Regions from separate parts of the Homo sapiens genome. Here region 2 is linked to region 1. A link is an interaction called in ENCODE POLR2A ChIA-PET data of the cell type or tissue named here. Cell type or tissue: A673. All regions are shown on one strand.

Region 1 (8,000 bases):
TAGGCTGTTTTCCCAAGAGGGCTAAAGCCAAAGCCCTTCTCAAAACCTTTCAGTTAAATCCCCCTTGACATCTCACAGTCTGAGTCATGCCAAGCACAATAAGCTGTTGTGAAGAAAAGTCTAGAAACTGCCAGTTCGCCAGTATTTTTTTGTCCCCTACTGTGTGTCAGGAATGGACTAGATACACAAGAGCCTTCCATTCTTAGAAGACTACAGTACTGGCCTGGCACGGTGGCTCATGCCTGTAATCCCTTCACTTTGGCAGGCCGAGTCAGGTGGATCTCCTGAGGTCAGGAGTTCAAGACCAGCCCGGCCAACATGGTGAAACCCAGTCTCTAATAAAAATACAAAAATTAGCCTGGTGTGGTGGTGCAAGCCTGTAATCCCAGCTACTCAGGAGGCTGAGGCAGCAGAATCACTTGAACCTGGGAGACCAAGATTGCAGTGAGCTGAGATCGTGCCTCCAGCCTGGGCAACAGAGTGAGACTCCATCTCAACAACAACAAAAAATTGAATATTATTGTATTGTTTTGAGAGAAATCAATTTAGGGTACCTTGGGAATGCTGCCGCTTTAGACCTGCTTTAAGGTGGTCTTCTTTTTTTTTTTTTTTTTTCTTTTTTTTTTTTGAGATGGAGTCTTGTTCTGTTGCTGAGGTTGGAGTGCAGTGGCATGATCTTGGCTCACTGCAACTTCTGCCTCGCAGGTTCAAACAATTCTCCTGCTTCAGCCTCCCCAGTAGAGTAGCTGGGATTACAGGCATACACTACCTTGCCTGGATAATTTTTGTATTTTTATTTATTTTATTTTATTTTTTAGACAAAGTCTTGCTCTTGTCCCCCAGGCTGGAGTGCAGTGGCGTGATCTCGGCCCACTGCAACCTCCACCTCCTGGGTTCAAGTGATTCTCCTGCCTCAGCCTCCTGAGTAGCTGGGATTACAGGCACCTGCCATCATGCCCGGCGAATTTTTGTATTTTTAGTAGAGATGGGGTTTCACCATGTTGGCCAGGCTGGTCTCAAACTCCTGACCTCAGGTGATCCACCTGCCTCGGCCTCCCAAAGTGCTGGGATTATAGGCATGAGCCACCACACCCAGCAAATTTTTGTATTTTTAGTAGAGACGGGGTTTTGCCATGTTGGCCAGGCTGGTCTCGAACTCCTGACCTCAAGTGATCTGCCCACCTCGGCCTCCCAGAGTGCTGGGATTACAGCCATGAGCCACAGCACCTGGCCAAAGTGGTCTTAAAAGGCTTCTGAAGAGGTTATGTTTGAAATGAGGCCAGAAGGATAACTGGAATTTATAATCTTTCTTTGGTGCCATGGATCCCTTTGATTATCTAATGAGATCTAGGATAATCCTCTTAAAATTCATTGAATTACAAAGGAAACCTGTTAGAATGAAATACCTGTCAAATATTGAAAAAAGTAAATTTGTGATGTAATATAGATACGTATTAACATATTTAATAACAAGATCTAGAAACTACCATGATTTCAAATAGTGATGAATGTAGGCAGTAAATCAAGATTTCTGCAACTATAGTGCAATATGAAAATACCTGTGATTTCTGTTGATGATGAAGTCACAGATAAACCTAATACTACTAGTGGTTTATTGCCTCTGTCAAAAGAAAAAATTACGACAAACATAGTATAAAGATCTTAATTAGCTTTTATTTGAGATTCTAAAGTTGGGCAACACCTCATTCTTAGAGAATGAGGGTTTCAATGAGCTGAGCAGAGGAAGTTGGTTTTATAGACAGGGGCTGAGGAAAGCAGAAACAGAAAACAAAAAATGGGTGGTTTCAAAGTTAATTTATTTGTAAAGGTTAAAGCAGAGGGAAGTCCCTTATGCTGGCTAAAACTGGCATGTTTGGGGGCTTGGCTATTATCTCTTCTAATTTCTCAGAAGTCAGATGAACAACTTTGCTTTGGCTTGCTGACATGGAACTTTAGCACAAGTGACTCCATTTTGGTTTGGTTTGTTGGGCCTAGGGCAGGGACTCAGTCCAAACCAGTGGTCTCCTATAAATTTTAACAGATCTATTAGTACTTGAAAGAAATGTCAAATTTCATTTAGAAGTTAACAAAAATGAAGATGTAGCTGTTCAGACCCTTTAAATTCATCCATGTTCACAGACCCTCTAAAGTCTATCCATGGACCCCAGGCTAAGAACTGCTGGCTTAGGTGGAGCAGCCAGGAGAACTGCATCCCCCCGGATAGGGGATCGTAAAGGCATTAGAGGAGGGAGGCACTTGCCTTGCAGTGGGGCAACTCCAAAAAAGGCAAAGATATCTCCCCTAAGTGTGAAATTTTAAAAAAATCAATAGCTAACAAATGAAGCTGGAAAAACCACTTGAGACAATTGGGAAAATATTAATGCTGAAACGTAATAGATGTTAAGGAATTATTGAGTTTTTTTCCCTTAGGAATTGTGGTTAAAATAAAACGTCCTAGAAATGTATGAAGATGTATACTTGAGATGCCTTGGATTAGCTTTAAAATGATTGGAGGACGAGGAAAGTAGGAGAGTAGAGATGAAATAAGATTGGCTGTATGTTGATAATTGTTGAAACTGGTTGATGGGTACGTGGGAGTTCATTAAACCATTTCTCTGCATGTATATATGTTTGAGATTATCCACAATAGAAAGTTTTATTTATTTATTTATTTTTAGACATAGTCTCACTCTGTCGCCCAGGCTGGAGTGCAATGGTGTGATCTTATCTCACTGCAACCTTTGCCTCCTGGGTTCAAGTGATTCTCATGCCTCAGCCTCCCAAGTAGCTGGGACTACAGGCGTGTGCCACCATGCCTAACTAATTTTTTTTTTTTTTTTTTAAGTAGAGATGGAGTTTCACCATGTTGGCCAGGCTGGTCTCGAACTCCTGTCCTCAAGTGATCCACCCGCCTTGGCCTCCCAAAGTGCTGGGATTACAGGCATGAGCCACCACACCTGGTCCACAATAGAAAGTTTTAAAATGCAGTGGATAAGATTAGCCATCTGTAGAAATTCAGTATTTGTTTGGACTGAGAAGTTAGGAAGGATCACTCAAGCAAGGTTAAGGTAACTAGTTTGTAATTTCAGGGAATTAATGATTGTTAAGAACATACCAAAGTGAAGCGTTATGATGATGAATGCTGCTGTGGTACAGTTAAAATATAACCTAATCTTAGTGGATAACTGCATCTAAGCTGAGCCCTATGCAGGGAGACGGTGAGCATTAAGCTGAAGAGTCATCATTGATCCAGTGAATGCCTGTGTCTCCTAGACCCAAGAGAAAAGGACATTGGTCAGGGCAGGGGACGTCCAGGATTTTCCATGTCCAAGATCAACATTTCTCTAAGTGTGATCTCTGGACTGCCTGTACTAATATCACCTGGGTTTGTTGCTAAAAATGCAGAATCCTGGCTCTACTCCAGTCTCAGCCGTTTGAGGGGAAGGGACCCAGGTTCTTACACTTTAATAAATCTTCTTCCAGGTGAATCTTAGCACATGTAAAGTTTGAAAACTGTAGCTTTAAATAAAGATGACAGTAGCTTCTCCTTATTGAGCAATTTACCATCTGCCAGATCTCATGCTGAGCTCTCTACATATATTAACGTTTTTGTAAATTATATATTTGTATATGTCAGGGAGGAAAAATATTTTTTTCCTCAACCTTCATGAGTGCTTAGTTGGAAAGGACCCCTGCAACAAAAGACAGATTAACAAGAGAAAAACAAGCTTACTAACATATCTATTTCATTTATATGTGTGGGAGATACCCAGGGGATGAGTCATTCTCAGAGGTGGCTTTGAATTCCAGCTTATGTAGTATCTTCAACAAAGAATGGTAATTTTTTAGAGAAGTGACAAGACAAAGGGGAAGAACTTTGTCTAGGGGCAGAACTTGTGGGAAGGCAAGTAAGTGGTGATAAAGGCCCGTTAGCAAAGCTTGTTAGTGTGGATTCCTCTGGTGCTGTCTTCTGGCCCATAAAGGTCTAAAGTTGTTAGTGGTTAACCTTTGTTCTCCCTGGTAGAGAGGGAGGAGGCAGGAACCTTTTTATGCCAAAGACGCATGCTTTGGGGTGACATAGTCCAGTCTCTCCCACACACATATTTATCTTTACAGCCTTATGAAGTAGTTGATGAGGAGAACTCACATTAGAAAAATGTGCTTGCTGTAGGTTACCCAGTTCTAAACAGCAAAGCAAGACCTCAAACCAGGTTCTGACTCCAAAGCCTGTGCTCTTAGCTACTATACCACTGCCTCCCATCAGACTCCTCTGATCCCATGTCTACCAGAGACTCTCATTCATGAATCGGCCTTTCACATGCCCTTTGTGGGGCAGCTGTGTCCTAATAGAGGATGTGAATATTCTTGTCACTGGGCAGGAACAGTTCCTGTTGTATATTAATAAATTAATGTCTGGCTTATGCATTAGCCTTTTTAAAGGTAGTTCTGAGTCCTAAAGAATACTTGATAATTTATACTTGATATAAAGAAGCTTGAAACATTTCTGCAGCTATTATATATATATTCTTGTGATTCTAAGCCTTTTTTCCGCTCCTGTGGAATCTCATCAATTCCTAAGAGATTGAACATGTTCCCATCAATGACAAGAACCTACTATGGAATTACTAGCCCGAGGGCAGGATTAAGGGCCTACTCCTTTAGTTCTGAGAAAGCTTCACGCATGAGAATTAGTGGTTGATTTCCAAAGGACCAGAAGAAGCTGGTGGGAGTTGAGGCAGTGAAGACTACACACAGGCTTTTATAGACCGTGCCATGTGCTCACCTTTCTCATTTAATTCTGCCAGTTCTACATGGTAGGTACTAACAGATCCACTTACTAATTCCGAACTCAAAAAGCTCTATAAAGCAAGATTTTTTTTTTCCCCTTAAATTTGCAACAGATTCATTTGGTAGTAGATCTTTACCTGAACTGATGTGAGGCTGTTTATAGTCTTAGTTCATACTTTTTGATGCAGAAATATTAATGCTTGATTACAGGGTGCTGCCCAGACCTCACAGGTATTATAAGGTGTCAGCTGTGTGTCAGGTATGAGCGCCATGTTGTCTTTCTAAAATTTAAAGAATTTTCCAAAACACTTTTGACTTCAAGAGTTTCAGATGAGAAAGTTGAAGTTAGGTTAAGTGTTTGTTCAACTCTTTGCTGCTGAGTTATGTAAATGGATTTGAAAAAAAAAAAGCCATATATGCTTTTTTCAACACTTTAAGGGCCCGTTGAGTGTCATTTAGCCCATTGTTTGTTAGCCTTGCAAATCCTTCTAGAGTTGTAGAAAAAGCCTCAAGAAGAGTGTGTTGTGTTGTGTTTGAGACAGTCTCTGTCACCCAGGCTGTAGTGCAGTGGCACGATCTCGGTTCACTGCAACGTTCACCTCCCACGTTCAAAAGATTCTCATGCCTCAGCCTCCTGAGTACGTGGGATTACAGGCGCGTGCCACCACGCCGGACTAATTTTTGTATTTTTATTAGAGGTGGGTTTTTGTCATGTTGGCCAGGCTGGTCTTGAACTCCTGGCCTGCCTTAAGCAATCTGCCTGTTTTGGCCTCCCAAAGTGTTGGGATTACAGGTGTGAGCCACCATGCCTGGCCAAGAAGAGTGTTTTTAAAGTCAAGTTCTGAGTCTTTTACAGTTTGATCATCAGTAAGCTTCAAACCATTTCTCCCCTCTTTCTGGTTCTGTCCAGGGAAATACTGTGACTTTTTCCTTTGGAATATATACTGTGTTTTAGTGTCTTCAGGTAGAGCTGAGCAGGGAGGGAATCAAGGTGACTTACACTGCGGCATTAAGGTTGGGATTATTCCCCTTTATCCTTGGCCATTTAGGAAGCAGTCTTAGCAGGACCAGAATAAATCATCTGATAAATTTCTCGTGAATAAGGAGGATAATGGTGATAAAACTCTCATAAAATTAAAAATAACAGGAGTCTTTGAAGCATATTAAGCTAAAATATATTTCTCGTCAAAGCAACATACTTTTCATTTTTTTTGGTCCAGAATGCCTCATTCAGAGAAAGAGATTGATTTTTTTTTCCAAATTAAGATCCTCCACATAGAAATAGGAACGTTTTACACTGTTGGTGGGAGTGTAAATTAGTTCAACCATTGTGGAAGACAGGGTGTCAATTCCTCAAGGATCTAGAACTAGAATTACCATTTGACCCAGCAGTCCCATTACTGGGTATGTACCCAAAGTATCATAAATCATGCTGCTATAAAGACGCATGCACACGTATGTTTATTGCGGCACTATTCACAATAGCAAAGACTTGGAACCAACCCAAATGTCCATCAGTTGATAGACTGGATTAAGAAAATGTGGCACATGTACACCATGGAATACTATGCAGCCATAAAAAAGGATGAGTTCATGTCCTTTGCAGGGACATGGATGAAGCCGGAAACCATCATTCTCAGCAAACTATCACAAGGACAGAAAACCAAACACTGCATGTTCTCACTCATAGGTGGGAATTGAACAACGAGATCATTTGGGCACAGGGTGGGGAACATCACACACTGGGGCCTGTCGGGGTGGGGATAGCATTAGGAGAAATACCTAATGTAAATGATGAGTTGATGGGTGCAGCAAACCAACATGTCACATGTATACCTATGTATCAAACCTGCACATTGTGCACATGTACCCTAGAACTTAGAGTATAATTTTTTTTAAAAATCCTCCACGTTAGGCTTTATTTCTGTTAAACATGATGTTTTTGCTTAAACTTTGATCACATGTTCCATGTTTTTTGTCTTAAGGGATTGTTATGTCTCACTTTAGATTTTTTAGTTGAATATTAATTTTATGCATGGTATATGCTTTGGAAAATTAGCCTCACAATGCACTGGGGTATTGGTGAGCATTAGAGGAGCTAAGCATATAAAGGACAGCCTGTGCTCATTTCTTATGAAGACAGGGAGTTTAATTTCTTCTTTTCTTAAAATAAACATATGGTATTGTGGTATAATAAAAATTATATATTTGGTCTTTGTCCCTGGTTTCTGGCATAGAACTCCTAAAACCCTTGGAATTTCCTGATAGGTTGAGGTCTGGTCACCAGAGAAGGCAACCACATGATTAGAGGGTTAGATCTATCAGTCCCAGCCCCACAACCTCTGGATAGAGGGAAGGGTTGGAGCTTGAGTTCAGTCACCAATGGCCAATAATTGAATCAATCATGCTGATGTGAGAGAAGACCTGGAGAAAACTGAAATGGGTCTAAAGGAGCTTCTGGGCAGTGCTGGGAGGCCAGTGAGCCCAGAGATGGAGACTCTATGTCAGCCCCACCCCAACAAGAGTTGGTGCTGACAATCGGAGAATTGGTGTTGGAACAGCAGAACAGCAGGTATCTTTTTTTTTTTTTTGAGATGGAGTTTCATTCTTGTTGCCCAGGCTGGAGTGCAATGGCGCCATCTCGGCTCATTGCAACCTCTGTCTTCCAGGTTCAAGCAATTTTCCTGCCTCAGCCTCCCAAGTAGCTGGGATTACAGGCGTGTGCCACCACACCTGGCTAATTTTTGTATTTTTAGTGGAGACGGGGTTTCAGCATGTTGGTCAGGCTGGTCTCGAATTCCTAACCTCAGGTGATCCACACGTCTTGGCCTCCCAAAGTGCTGGGATTACAGGCGTGAGCCACCGCAGCCAGCCAAGAAACAGCAGGTATCTTATCTGTTTGTGTCACCTGGTCCTGATCTTCTCTTACAGTATCTGACGAAGCAAGTGGAACTTCTACGGCAGATGAACGAACAACATGCAAAGGTTTATGAACAATTAGACGTCACAGCAAGGGAACTGGAAGAAACAAATCAAAAGCTAGTTGCTGACAGCAAGGCCTCACAGCAAAAGATTCTGAGGTAAATTTTCTAGAATCTGACAAGGAAGGACTAGGGGGAAGTTCTTTAGTATAAACTAGAATAGAACATGGCTGCAGTGGGTTTGGGTCAATATGGGATAAGGTTTAATTTAATTCTTTTTGGAGAATGGAG
Region 2 (8,000 bases), 1.2 Mb after region 1:
CATTCCCTTTCTTGACCACATCCACGTGTAAGCAAGCCTATTCTGCTGTGCACAGTGGGGGTAGCCCTGACAGCATAGAGAAATGAAAGAAAAAAAAATCTAGGCCAAATATGCATGTGAATTATAAGTGACACCTTTCCTTGCAGGCTTACGTGGCCCTCCTTTGTGTCCCCAGGGCACCCTGTGCCTGTCTCTAAGCACTGGAATATCCTGCTTAATTGCACAGACTTGGAGCCAGCCTGCTCAGGTCTAACTCCTAGCTCTGCTGCTTTACAGGCATATATGTGGTCGCATCACTTTTCTGTGCCTTGCTTCCTTTACCTCTAAATTTGCGATAATGTTAATAAGAGTTTCCACTTCATAGGATTGATAAGAGGAATAAATAACTTACTACATCCAAAGCACTTAGAACAGTATCTAATATAACTTAAGCACCAGTAATTGTTAATTTGGCATTACCTCCATTACAACATCACCCTCAGTTTTTGTTTTTGAGACAGAGTTTGGCTCTTGTTACCCAGGCTGGAGTGCAATGGCGCGATCTTGGCTCACTGCAGCCTCCGCCTCCCGGGTTCAAGCGATTCTCCTGTCTCAACCTCCCGAGTAGCTGGGATTACAGGCATGCGCCACCATGCCTGGCTAATTTTGCATCTTTAGTCAAGATGGGGTTTCTCCATGTTGGTCAGGCTGGTCTCGAACTCTCGATCTCAGGTGATCTGCCAGCCTCAGCCTCCCAAAGTGCTGGGATTAGAGACATGGGCCATCGCACCCAGCTCACCCTTGGTTATAATAGAACATTTACTTATTTGTCTCCCTTTAGCCTATGAAGTGTGTGCGGGCTTGGGTTTTATTCCTTTTTTTTTTTTTTTTTTGAGACGAATCTCACCCTGTCACCCAGGCTGGAGTGCAGTGGCATAATCTCGATTCACTGCAACCTCCTCCTCCCAAGCTGAAGCAATCCTCCCACCTCAGTCTCCCAAGTTAGCTGAGTAGTTGGGACCACAGACCCACACCACCACACCCAGCTAATTTTTTGTATTTTTTGATAGAGACGGAGTTTCACCATGTTGTCCAGACTGGTCTCAAACTCCTAAGCTCAAGCAATCCACCCACATCGGCACCCCAAAGTTCTGGGATTACAGGTGTAAGCCACCACGCCCGGACGGTCTTATTCCTTTATGTAACTCAGTGCCAGTACAGGGCTGGCAAGCAGTGATCTCTCAGGTATATTTATCAATAATTAAATTTGCGAAACTCCGTCTCAAAAAAAAAAAAATTGTAGGAGTCCAGATGAGACAGAAGCCACCTTTTTTCATTCTTTCATTTTAAAAAAAAGTGAGATATCCACATTCCATAAAATTCACCCTTTGAAAGTACACAATGCAAGTTTTTAATATATTCACAAGTTTGTTTAATCCTTACCACTGTCTAATTCAAGAGTATTATCATTACCCCAAAAAGAAACCCATTAGCAGTCACTCCGCATTCTCACCTTCCCCCATTTCCTCCCAACCACTAAGTGATTTTCTGTCTCTATGGATTTGCATATTCTGGACATTTTATAGAAATGGAATCATGCAATATATGATCTTTTGTGTCTGGTGTCTTTCAATGAACAATATTGTCAGTCTTCATCCACACTGAAGCTTGTATCAGTAGTGAGTGCTTCCTTTTTATGGCGGCATACTAATCCATTGGATGGCTATCCGACATTTGTTTTATCTATGCATCAATTGCAGTGAGCCTGGAGGTGGAAGACTCTGGTTTTTTTAGTGAGCCCTTCAAGAAGGTACACATCCTGGTGAGAGGATGAAGACACCGGAGTTCACTGAAAGGCCAGGCTAATGAAATGATGAGCTGCCCCCATCTGAGTTTTGTATTAGAAAAATTAGAGGCAGATATGCTTACTTAACTTTGATTGGCCGAACTTATTAGTAGCTCATGTATTTTGCTTTGGGAGGATCTCTAGCTTTGAACGTGTTCAGTCTTAAGGGAGCCCTGTGGCTTGGAGAACCTACTTGTTTTTCAAATCCTTAGTTTTGCTTGTATTTTAAAAAGGAATTGAGGGGGTGAAGTCAACGTAGGACAGAGCCCATCAGTGAAAAGAAATAGCTGTATTCTTTTCTTTGAACTGAATTCAATTTTCTAAAGCATTGGAAGTACCAGTCAGCAGTCAGGACATTGAGAAAAAAGAAGTAATTTTCTAACTAAGTGGAACCATATAAAGTAATAACTTATAGAATGGGATCTGAATTCTGGTTCTTGTTCTGTTACTAATTAATAGTATAATTTGAGAGAAATTAATCCCTCTGTGACTGTTTTCTTTTCTTTCTTTCTCTCTTCCTTTCTTTCTCTCCCCCTTTTTTTTTTTTTTTTTTTGAGATGGAGTTTCACTCTTGTTGCCCAGGCTGGAGTGCAATGGCGCGATCTTGGCTCACCGCAACCTCTGCCTCCCAGGTTCAAACATTTCTCCTGCCTCAGCCTCCCTAGTAGCTGGGATTACAGGCATGTGCCACCATGCCTGGCTAATTTTTTTTTGTATTTTTAGTAGAGACAGGGTTTCTCCATGTTGGTCAGGCTGGTCTCGAACTCCCGACCTCAGGTGATCCACCTGCCTCAGCCTCCCAAAGTGCTGGGATTACAGGCAAGAGCCACCACGTCCGGCCTTTCTTTCTTTCCTTCCTTCCTTTCTTTTTCTTTCTTTCCTTCCTTCCTTCCTTCCTTCCTTCTCTCTCATCTCTCTTTCTTTTCTTTCTTCCTTCCTTCCTTCCTTCCTTTCTTTCCTTCTTTCTTTCTTCCTTTCTTTTCTTCTTTCTTTCTCTTTGACCCTGTTTGTCCTTCCTTCCTTCCTTCCTTCCTTCCTCTGTGACCCTGTTTCTTTCTTGCTTTCTTGCTTGCTTTCTTGTTTTAGACAAGCTTTTGCTCTGTCACCCAGGGTGTGGTGCAGTGGCATGATTAGAGTTCACTGCAGCCTCAAACTCCTGGGCTCTCTCCTCAGCCTCCCAAGTAGCTGGGACTATAGGTGCATGCCACCATGTCTGACTAATTTTTACATTTTTTGTAGAAACAGGGTCTCTCTAGGTTGCTTAGGCTGGGCTTGAACTCCTGGCTTTAAGAATTCCTCCTTCCTCAGCCTCCCAAAGTGTTGCGATTACAGGCATGAGCCACCGCCTAGTCTGACCCTGTGTTCTACATGCAAATGGGAATCATCATAACAATACCTACCTCCTGGAGTTGTTAGCTAAAGAAAGTGCTTAGACTGCTGCTTGGCACACAGTAATTGCTCAACAAATTAAGGTATTGCTTTAAGTACAAGCGTGTTTATGAGCTAAAAAAATAAATTAACATAGAAACTAGTGAGGAAGTCAGTCTTAGAGCTGGATGAATAGCCAGAAACTTCATAAAGAAGTTCAGAAGATAATAGATAATCACATGTACCTGAGTTTAAATTGATCTCGTAGCAAAGACGGCAAATTGTTGAGCCTATAGCTTCACTGAGAAGAAAGGCTTTTTACCACTTGCTTTTCATGGTTCCCTGAGGAAGATTATGCCAGCAACAGCAGCACCAAAGTGAACTGAAATCATTTAGAAGAATTTTATCAACTGAACCAAAAAAATCAGCAATGAGAGCCTGGGCGTGGTGGCTCATGCCTGTAATCCCAGCACCTTGGGAGGCTGAGGTGGGTGGATCACCTGAGGTCAGGAGTTGGACACCAGCCTGACCAACATGGTGAAACCCTGTCTCTACTAAAAATACAAAAATTAGCCAGGCGTGATGGTGTGTGCCTGTAGTCCCAGCTACTTGGGAGGCTGAGGCAGGAGAATTGCTTGAACCTCAGAAGCTGAGGCTGCAGTGAGCCAAGATCGCCACTGCACTCCAGCCTGGGTGACAGAGTGAGACCCTGTCTCAAGAAAAAAAAAAAAAAAAAAGTGGAGGGCTTGATGAGAGCTTTTTATTAGTTTCCGCTCTTCCTTATCCAGCCGCTCTATCCTACCGATATACTCTGGACAACTCTAGCATCAATAGTTCTAGGAGGTGTCACTCAAGCATAAGATAGAAAATAAATATATATTAGGTCCAAAGGCTCTTCTGTCTCTTGGCTTCCAAACTGTGAGTTCATTTGTTTTTTTTTTTTTTTTTTCATTTATTTAGTCATTCATTCATTCATTCATTTAACAAATAGGTGCCAGGTCCTGGTTATGTGCTAAGCATTGTTTTAGTGTAGTAGAGAACAGAAGTGAGTTCATTTTTCTAGGGGGAAAACAGACAATAAATATATTAGGTAAATAAATTATATAATATGTTAGAAGGTGATGGGTACTATGAAAAGAAAAATTAGCCAGAGTAATGGGGATAGGGAGTGTGGTTTGTGTGGGGCTGGGGTGGGGCTGCTTGCCCATAAAACACTTGTTTGAATCTAACAAACCTCCCCGCTACCCCTGTCCACTAATGGGATGGATGCAGCCTAACACCAGGGTGCATTTGTTTTTGTTTTTGAGACAGAGCCTTGCTCTGTTGCCCAGGCTGGAGTGCAGTGGTGCGGTCTCGACTCACTGCAACCTCTGCCTCCTAGGTTCAAACAATTCTCCTGCCTCAGCCTCCTGAGTAGCTGGGATTACAGACACCCGCCACCAGGCCCGGCTAATTTTTTTTTTTTTTTTTTTTGTAGAGATAGGGTTTCACCATGTTGGCCAGGCTAGTCTCTTAACTCCTGACCTCAAATGATCCACCCACCTTGGCCTCCCAAAGTGCCGGGATTACAGGAGTGAGCCACCATACCCAGCCCCAGGGTGCATTTCTTGACAAGCAGAGCACTCACCCATTCTGGCCCTTTGGAAGGGGCAGATCCTGCACAACCACACACCCAGCCATGGGTAGCCTTTACTGTGAAGGTGACATTTGAGCCAAGGCTGGAAGGTGAAGAGTCAGCTCCATAGAAGTCGAGGGGATGAGTATTGGAGGCAGCGGGAACAGCTTGTGCACAGGACCCAAGCAGCAGCAGGTGGGCACGGCCTGGAAACAGTATGAGGTGAGCGTGCCTGGAACACTGTGAGTCACGGAGGTGGGTAGGAGAGGAGATGGGGAGGGGGGGAGGTGACAGGCAGGACAGGAGCAAGAGAGATGGCATAGGGTGCAGAGCACCTAGTGGGCCCCAGTCACTAGGCACGCTTTTACTCTGAAATGGGAAGTCATTGGAGGGTTTGGAGCAGATAGAATCTGACTTAGGTGTTAAAAGGATACCCCTCGTAGTGGAGAAAACTCTCATTTCTTCTCACTGGTTGGCCTTTCTTCACCCTCACAGTGACAGGAGTTAGAGGGCTTAAAGAGGCTTTTTTGGCTCCACAAGCTTTTTTTTTTTTTTTTTTTCTTTGTAGAGACAGGGTGTTGCTCTGTCACCCAGGCTGGAGTGCAGTGATGCAATCAGGGCTCACTGTAGCCTTGACCTCCTGGGTTCAAGCGATCTTCCTGCCTCAGCCTCCTAAGTAGCTGGGATTACAGGTGTGCACCACCACACCCAGCGCGTCTATTTTTTTTTTTTTTAGACGAGTCTCGCTCTGTCCCCCAGGCTGGAGTGCAGTGGCGTGATCTCCTGTCACTGCAAGCTCCACCTCCCGAGTTCAAGCAATTCTCTGCCTCAGCCTCCCGGGTGGTTGGGATTACAGGCGCCCGCCACCACACCCGGCTAATTTTTTTGTATTTTTAGTAGAGACGGGGTTTCAGCATCTTGGCCAGGCTGGTCTTGAACTCCTGACCTTGTGATCCACCCACCTCAGCCTCCCAAAGTGCTGGGATTACAGGTGTGAGCCACCGCGCCCGGCCTTTTTTGTTTTGTTTTGTTTTGTTTTTGGAGAGATGATGTCTCACTATATTGCCAGGCTGGTCTTGAACTCCTGAGCTCAAAGCCATCCTCTCTCCTTAGCCTCCAAAGTGCTGGGATCCATAAACTCTTTGTTTTAAATCAAAGCAGTCCTCAAAGTTACCTTCAAGAGCTCACCCAGAGGCTTGGGTGAATCCCATTTGATGATGAAGATGTTCTGCTTGGTCCTGGCCTCTGGGTCTTCACTGTTGTAAAGAACATTGATTCGTCCATTTGATACCCAAGTTCTCAGCCAGCTGAGTCTCCAGCTGGTGCCACAGCCCCACTTCTTGATGGGTTATGCAGAGTGAGGCATATCTCTAAGGCTCAGGAGCACTCTTGGGTCACCTCATTTGTCTCCTCCCTGCAAGCGTTCTTTAGGACTTAGCTCCTCCCTCCTCAGCCTCCCATATCCTCCTCAGCATCTTTCCCATATCCTGTAATTCATTTGATTCTGCTTAACTTTCATTGAGAAACGTGAACACACACCCTTGGAACCTGTCCTGCGGGATTTGTTATTAAGCGTTCTTTAGCTTAGGAAATTTCTCCCTCTCTTTTGGCAGATTCAGAGACCTCAGGTTTGTTCGAACAGCAGAAATACTAGCGGGAAAATTGCCTCTGCAGCCTCAGGAATTTTGGGATGTGATCCAGAAACACTGCCTGGAGGCACACCAGACTCTTCTCAACAAGTCAGTATCTGCCCTCCAAGTGGGGCTGCACCATGGTATCTTAAAGACTGAAAACCCTCTGAAATGAAGCTGGTACCCAGCCTGGGGTTTGTCCCACTGGCATCCTTTCGTGTCTTTTTTTTTTTTGAGACAGAGTCTCTTTCTGTCACTCAGGCTGGAGTGCAGTGGTGTGATCTCAGCTCACTGCAACTTCTGCCTCCCGGGTTCAAGCGATTATCCTGCCTCAGCGCCCCCAGTAGCTGGGACTACAGGTGCATGCCACCATGCCCGGCTATTTTTTTTTTTTTTTTGTATTATTAGTAGAGACAGGGTTTCACTGTGTTAGCCAAGCTGGTCTCAATCTCCTGACCTTGTGATCTGCCTGCCTCGGCCTCCCAAAGTGCTGGGATTACAGGCATGAGCCACCGCGCCTGGCCTCGTGTCCTCTTTTTTTCATGTCCAGCTGCTTTCTGCCCCATGCCTGGTCTCCCTCTGCCTTCTTGAAATTCCCCTATCACCATTCCCTGGGAGGCTGTCACCCCCATTTCCTCCTCCTCGAATCCTTTAGACCAGCGGTCCCCACCCATTTTGGCCACAGGGACTGGTTTTGTGGAAGACAGTTTTTCCACAGACTGGGCCAGTGGGATGGTTTCGGGGTGATTCAAGCACACGGCATTTACTGTGCACCTTATTTTTATGATTACATTGTAATATATAATGAAATAATTCTACAACTCACCATAATGTAGAAACAGAGGGAGCCCTGAGCTTGTTTTCCTGCAACTAGATGGTCCCATCTGAAGGTGATGGGAGACAGTGACAGATCATCAGGCATTTGATTCTCCTAAGGAGTGTGCAACCTGGATCCCTCGCATGTGCAGTTCACAGTAGGGTTCACGCTTCTGTGAGAATCTAATGCCGCTGCTGATCTGACAGGAGGCAGAGCTCAGGCGGTTAAAAAAAGCCATGGGGAGCGGCTGTAAATACAGATGAAGCTGGCTCGCCCACCTGCTGCTCACCTCCTGCTGTGCAGCCTGGTTCCTACAACCAGTCCATGGCCCAGGGGTTGGGGACCCCTGCTTTAGACCTTGCTGTGTTACAGGGGAATGCATTTGAATGACTTATATTCAGATAGTCCAGATAAACGGCCTCAAGATTTCAAGGCAAAAGGGTTTCATACATTTACACAATTCCTTTTTCCTTTGCAAATGCCTGCAAGACTACCTCCACAGCCAGAGAAATTCCCTTGTGTAAAACAGTGATAATAATACCTGCAGATGGGTTTTCTTTAGCAGAGAAAATGTAGATGCTATCATTGGCACATAATAGCTGCTCAATAAATCTCATACCTCTATGACTACAACCAGTAGTAGTGCTTCTCTGGTTGCTAGAGTAGTACCTTTTTAGCGATCAGAGAAAAGATGCAATAGGATGAAAAGGCCAGTGGTTTCCACTGGGAATTAGAAACTGGGGG

What was found. ChIA-PET counts read pairs that join two places held together with the same protein. Peaks named below come from ENCODE experiments on the same cell type or tissue, not always from the same donor. Only the 100,000 strongest peaks of a DNase experiment are listed, where the experiment ranks them.
Region 2: POLR2A ChIA-PET joins it to region 1 with 7 read pairs; 2 of 35 experiments call an interaction of 5 or more read pairs at or near these places.

Annotation. Positions count from the first base shown.
Region 1 is chr16:22,349,569-22,357,568 of GRCh38, reverse strand. It overlaps CDR2 (cerebellar degeneration related protein 2), which reads left to right. Exons shown (of 5, transcript NM_001802.2): 3 at 7,720-7,868. Among named protein-coding and RNA genes, the nearest start is that of CDR2, 21 kb to the left of the region's middle. RefSeq lists an enhancer at 219-298. In A673, no CTCF peak of the experiment used is centred here; DNase peaks (open chromatin) are centred at 68 and 3,798; H3K27ac peaks cover 1,237 bases.
Region 2 is chr16:21,126,234-21,134,233 of GRCh38, reverse strand. It overlaps DNAH3 (dynein axonemal heavy chain 3), which reads left to right. Exons shown (of 62, transcript NM_001347886.2): 9 at 6,422-6,547. Among named protein-coding and RNA genes, the nearest start is that of DNAH3, 21 kb to the left of the region's middle. In A673, no CTCF peak of the experiment used is centred here; no DNase peak of the experiment used is centred here; H3K27me3 peaks cover 997 bases.